Linked DNA regions of Homo sapiens: region 1 is linked to region 2. The links are chromatin contacts, found by Hi-C or POLR2A ChIA-PET in ENCODE. All regions are on one chromosome and are shown on one strand. Each heading gives the region's core, a stretch centred on a gene start or an enhancer-like site at or near the end of the contact. The rest is flanking DNA. Distances are from core to core; before and after follow the strand shown. Region 1 holds the start of ZBTB46-AS1 (ZBTB46 antisense RNA 1). Region 2 holds the start of ARFRP1 (ARF related protein 1).

Region 1 (2,700 bases), core at 84-2,583, 100 kb before region 2:
GGGGTGGCCTTTGTTGCTCCCTTGGGCATAATATGGGGGGACACAGGCAAGATGTGGGGCCACCACCCCAGCAGGCCTGTGCCGAACCCCAGGACCCCATTCCTGGAATAGACGCGGCCATGAGGACTGGACGCGCTGGGCGTGGCCCACGGCGGGGCCCCCAGGGCTGCGCCCCCAGGGCTGCTGACCTTGCCCCCCTTGGCTCCACCGAGTCTGCACCTTTAGTGCCCACTTCGGCCAAGCCCATGGCGAAGTGCCCCAGGCGCTGCGGTCCCTGCGAAGGGGAACGTGGAAGGCGAACGTGGAGAGCCCCTTGAGTGCCTCTGCAGCACCGGAGCACCGAGCCGCCAGCTCCCAGGTCTTACCTCATGAATCATGGAGTTTTCTTTCTTTTTTTTTTTTCTTTTTCTTTTTTTTTTTTTTTTTTTTTTTGAAGCGGAGTCTCGCTCTGCCGCCCAGGCTGGAGTGCAGTGGCGCCATCTCGGCTCACCGCAAGCTCCGCCCCCCGGGTTCCCGCCATTCTCCTGCCTCAGCCTCCCGAGTAGCTGGGACTGCAGGCGCCCCCACCACGCCCGGCTAATTTTTTTTTGTATTTTTTAGTAGAGACGGGGTTTCACCATGTTAGCCAGGATGGTCTTGATCTCCTGACCTCACCATCCGCCCGCCTCGGCCTCCCAAAGTGCTGGGATTACAGGCGTGAGCCACCGCGCCTGCTGGTTTTATTTCTTAAGGCGGCCTTGGCGCCTGTCCTGGCCGAGCGCTGGACCGAGGAGGGCCTTCTCTGGGGGAGGCTCTGTCCGCCTCCCACCCACGCTGGAGGAGCTCAGGTCTCATGGGGAGGCAGGACTCGCTTAGGGGCGGGAGGTCACACTGCCCCGGAGCCCAGGCCCTGCCCTAGGAGGAAGAGCCTGGCTTCCCCCTTCCCTCCCGCCGGGCCCGGGGCTGAGACTCCTTGTGGGTCCGGATGACCCTGTCCGTGACCTCCGCCCTGGCCCCGCTTCCGCCCCACGCCCCCCTGAAGCCCCGGGCTCCGTGGCGTCTGCCTTCCGGGCCCTCCCCTGCGCTCAGCCCCCGGGGCAAGGGCTGGGAAGGATGGCTTGACTGGCCTACAGGGTACAGGGGACCCCTGACAGGTTCATCGCTGGGGCCCCATGGGCCCCCCCTCCGTCTGTGCCGTGCGGATGTGGAGACTGAGGACTCCTCCATCGAAGGCGGCCGGTGGTGAAATCCAGTAATCTGGGTGGGGTCCTTACCGCGCTGTCCGCGGGGTTTCCTCACTGCTCAGGCGGCTGCTGCTCATCCACGCCACCTCCGTCGGTCCGTTCAGCTTCCGTGAGTGTCCCCTGTGGGAAGGTCCGTTCAGCTTCCGTGAGTGTCCCCTGTGGGAAGGTCCGTTCAGCTTCCGTGAGTGTCCCCTGTGGGAAGGTCCGTTCAGCTTCCGTGAGTGTCTCCTGTGGGAAGGTCCGTTCAGCTTCCGTGAGTGTCCCCTGTGGGAAGGGCCTGTGCCGCACAAGGTGGGGACTTGGGCACACGGCCTCGGAGGCCAGACACCGGGCGAGCCCCGCTCTGGGAGTGAGACCCGCTCGGAGGGGGAGCGAGCCCTGAGGCGCCGCCTGTAAGCCAGACCCGCTGCCTCACACAGACGGGTGCTTCGCTTGTTTTGGCCTAGTACAGCTTTTAAGCAAAAAGTAACTGGTTAGGGATTCTATCATATTGCTTGATGTAAACAAATGCGGCAAAATGTTAAAAAATGGAGTAGCTGAAGGCCGGGCGCGGTGGCTCACACCTGTAGTCCCAACACTTTGGGAGGCCGAGGCGGGCAGATTGCTTGAGGCCAGGAGTTCGAGACCAGCCTGGCCAACATGGTGAAACCCCGTTCCTACTAAAAATGCAAAAATTAGCCAGGTATGCTGGCGTGCGCCTGTAGTCCGAGATACTGGGGAGGCTGAGGTGGGAGAATCACTCGAACTCGGGAGGTAGAAGTTGCAGTGAGCCAAGATGGCGCCACTGCACTCCAGCCTGGGTGACAGAGCGAGACCAAACTGACTCAAGAAGAAACAGAAAATCTGAATAGACCTATAACAAATAAAGAATCAGTAGTCAAAAAACTTCCAATGAAAGAAAAGTTCAGAAACTTTCACTACAGTTATTGTACTTTTTAGCTTCCAAAAAGAAAAGTCAATTTCAATAAAGAAATTGAATCAATAGTCAATAAACTTCCAACAAAAGAAAAGTCCATCTCTGTCTCTCTCTATATATGTATATGATTGTATATATCACTTCACTGTTGAATTCTATCAAACATTTTAAGAATTAACACCAATCCTGGCCAGGCGTGGTGGCTCACGCCTGTAATCCCAGCACTTTGGGAGGCCGAGGCAGGTGCATCATGAGGTCAGGAGATCGCGACTATCCTGGCTAACACGGTGAAACCCCGTCTCTACTAAAAATACAAAAAATTAGCCGGGTGTGGTGGCGGGCGCTGGTAGTCCCAGCTACTCAGGAGGCTGAGGCAGGAGAATGGCGTGAACCTGGGAGGCGGAGCTTGCAGTGAGCCGAGATGGCGCCACTGCACTCCATCCTGGCCGACAGAGCGAGACTCCATCTCAAAAAAAAAAACCAAAACAAAACAATTAGCTGGGCGTGGTGGTGGGCGCCTGTAGTCCCAGCTACATGGGAGGCTGAGGCAGGAGAATCGCT
Region 2 (2,700 bases), core at 65-2,564:
AAAGCACGCCTGCCCCAGGAAGCTGAGACAAAACTGCAAAGCAAAGGGAGGGCCGATCCTGACCCGACCCTGTGTGCGTGCCCCTTACGCCCCTAAGGTTGGCATCTGACAACAAAGGGCTTTACCTGCAGTTCTCCTTAAAGCGGCACTTTCCCTCCAGGAAGAACGGGCACGGCTTCAGAGACTTGTGAGTGGGGTACAGGTAAAGCACACGGACACCCGCCGAGCCATCCTCCGCCTCTTCCGTTCCCACCACCATGGCGTTGTGATACTCCAGAGTGCCCCAGGAGCTGTAGTAGGGCGCGCTCACCTTTGTCCCACTCAGCTCTTCCTCGTCCTCTCCCTCTTCCTCCTCCTGCCCACCTGCCGCAGATTCTGGCCCCGCCTCTGCTTTAGGAACGGTCTCTGATCCGGACCCACGGGCCGCTGCTGGTGCCTCCACCGCCTCAGTGATGGCCTCCCGGAAAGCCTGGTACTCAGCATCTTCCTGGCGGCCCGGGCGCTCTTCGTCCAGCGCGGCCAACAAGCTGCTCTTCCTGACAGACACCAGGCTGGCCTCGGTGAGCTCGATGAGCTCCTTCAGGTCCCCCTGCAGCTGGCGCAGGTCAGCCTGCTCAGACGAATCCAGGCCGGCGCCCAAGGCCAGCTCCACCTGCTGCAGCTGCGCACGGTAGGTCTGCAAGGCCGACTCCAGGCTCTCCTCGTCCATGCTGAGAGAGGGAGGCGCTGGACCAGGGCTGCAAGAAGAGAAGCCAGCTGAGCCCCGCGTCTCGGGACCGACCCCACAGCCTGAGGGCGGGCACGGGCACGGGCACGTCCCCTTTCCCTCGGGGAGACACCGGCTCAGAGGCACAGCTCCCAGCGCAGAGGTCGCAGCCCGGGTACCCCCGCTCAGGCTCCGCGCTTCCCTTCCGAGCCGCCGTGGGCTCGCCGCTAGCCGGGTCCCGCGTCACTCCGGAGCCCCTTCCCCGCGGGGCGCCCCGCCGCCTCACCCTCCGCCGAGCCCACCCGCCGCGCCCGCCGCCTTCCAGGCCGGCCGCGCCCCCCCGCCCGGCGTCTCTTCTGTCTGGCCAGGGCCGCGTCCCCGCAAACCGCGGCCACCTGGTCCCCGGCCGGGCACCTCCTCCGCGCGGTTTCCCAGCCGCAGCCACAGAGAGCCCGCCGGCCTCACCGGCTAGAGCGGCCCGGCGCCCCCTTTTCGCCCCAGCAGCCGATCGGCACTTCCTCCCGAGCGCCGCCGCTTCCGGAAGTGCTTGGCGCGCGGGGGCAGCCGGGAAGCGGAGCGCGGAGGCCGCTGGGACGCGGTTCAGCTCATTCCCTGAGGCCGGCCCGCGTCCCGTCAGGCGCCGCGCGGGGTTAGCGCGGGGTCAGCGGAGGTCAGCGGGGGTCAGCAGCAGCGGCTCCGAGGGCGCGGCGGACGCAGGTAGGCCGCAGGCTGTGCGGTGAGGCGCGAGGCCCGAGGGGCGGCCCAGGACTCGAGGTGGGACGCGGGTGTGACAGGAGCCAGCTTTGGCTGCTTGTCGGGGAGCCTCAGACCTGGCGGCGGCGGCTTGGGGCGGACGTAGCCGGGGGCCGCGACCCAGGTTCTTCCTTCGCAGTCGTTCCCTGCCAGCCGCGCGCCGCCTCCAGGTGCACTCCAGGAGCAGCCGCGCCGCTGCTCACCCGCCCTGTAGTCCGCTCCCCCCAGGGCCGTCCCCGTTTTAAGAAATGGGGTGATGGGGCGTCCCTACCCGGCGCCTGCAGGGGCTCCTGGGGAGCGCGCCGGTGGCTCGCTGCTCCCGGGTGGGGCGCGGGGCTGGCGCTCGAGGGTGCCGTGGCCCAGGCGGGGCTGCAGCGAGTGTGTTCCCCGTTCCGCGCGCGTGAAGCGTGGGAGCGAAGCCTCGGGGGAGGGCGGGAGCGCGGCTGAGCTCACTGTGAACACCCGGCTGGGTAGTCCCGCGAGCAGGGGAGGGGCCGGAACCGATGTGTATGCGGAGAGGTCGCAGTCATTGCTGTGAGCAGGACACAGTGGCGGCTGACCTGGGAGAAGTTACAGAGGGACGGGGTGGGAGAGGGACGAGGAGTCGGGAATGGCCCCCAGGCTCTCGTCCTGAGCGGTCGGCTGGACGTGGGGCGCCACTGACCACCGTGGAGAAGCCCGGGGGAGGGGAGGTGCTTTCTGGCTGCACACTGACCTATGTTGGGGTGCCCAGGGCAGGATGTACACGCTGCTGTCGGGCTTGTACAAGTACATGTTTCAGAAGGACGAGTACTGCATCCTGATCCTGGGCCTGGACAATGCTGGGAAGACGGTGAGTGCCCACGCCCTTGCGCGCACCTTTCCCACGGCCTGGCGGCGCCCCCTTCGGTTTTGTGCTGTCAGCTGCACGTTCACTACCCAGACGGAAGCCAAATTTCACCTGAGACGGCAGGATAGTCACCACCAGCCTCCTGAAGAGCAGAGTGTTGCTCTGTTTCTGTTTCTGTCTTTTAAAGAACAGACCTGAGTAAGGATATTTGGAAGCCAGTATAGCCCCTCCTTGATGTGTTTCGCCTCTGCCTCTCTCCTCAGACCTTCCTGGAGCAGTCGAAAACCCGATTTAACAAGAACTACAAGGGGATGAGTCTATCCAAAATCACCACCACCGTGGGCCTAAACAGTAAGGGTCTCAATAGCAGGCTGTGGGTTTGGGGCCTTGAGGATGCCGTGATATTCACAGT

Evidence for each region. A loop is a pair of places that touch in the nucleus more often than their neighbours do. ChIA-PET counts read pairs that join two places held with the same protein, here RNA polymerase II (POLR2A). Pooled maps may share reads with other maps.
Region 1: a loop to region 2 is called in a map of K562, with 5 times the contacts of the local background. The contact joins the promoter of ZBTB46-AS1 here to the promoter of ARFRP1 in region 2. A Hi-C loop is called at or near these places in 9 of 168 maps with a recorded cell type or tissue (CD4-positive, alpha-beta T cell, CD8-positive, alpha-beta T cell, K562 and 3 more), 23 of 37 single-sample maps with no recorded cell type and 16 of 50 pooled maps. POLR2A ChIA-PET finds 5 or more read pairs at or near these places in 5 of 52 experiments (CD8-positive, alpha-beta memory T cell, H1, Panc1 and 2 more).

The regions. Positions count from the first base shown.
Region 1 is chr20:63,806,709-63,809,408 of GRCh38, reverse strand. It overlaps ZBTB46-AS1 (ZBTB46 antisense RNA 1), which reads right to left and starts at 1,333. Exons shown (of 3, transcript NR_110081.1): 1 at 1,254-1,333. The region is part of intron 1 of ZBTB46 (zinc finger and BTB domain containing 46); the gene reads left to right.
Region 2 is chr20:63,706,590-63,709,289 of GRCh38, reverse strand. ARFRP1 (ARF related protein 1) reads left to right here and starts at 1,314. Exons shown (of 8, transcript NM_001267547.3): 1 at 1,314-1,423; 2 at 2,193-2,291; 3 at 2,552-2,639. The coding sequence starts at 2,199. ZGPAT (zinc finger CCCH-type and G-patch domain containing) reads right to left here and starts at 1,251. Exons shown (of 7, transcript NM_181485.3): 1 at 1,172-1,251; 2 at 126-737. The coding sequence starts at 709. RefSeq lists silencers at 979-1,138, 1,179-1,238, 1,659-1,898, 1,989-2,038 and enhancers at 366-1,326, 2,189-2,248.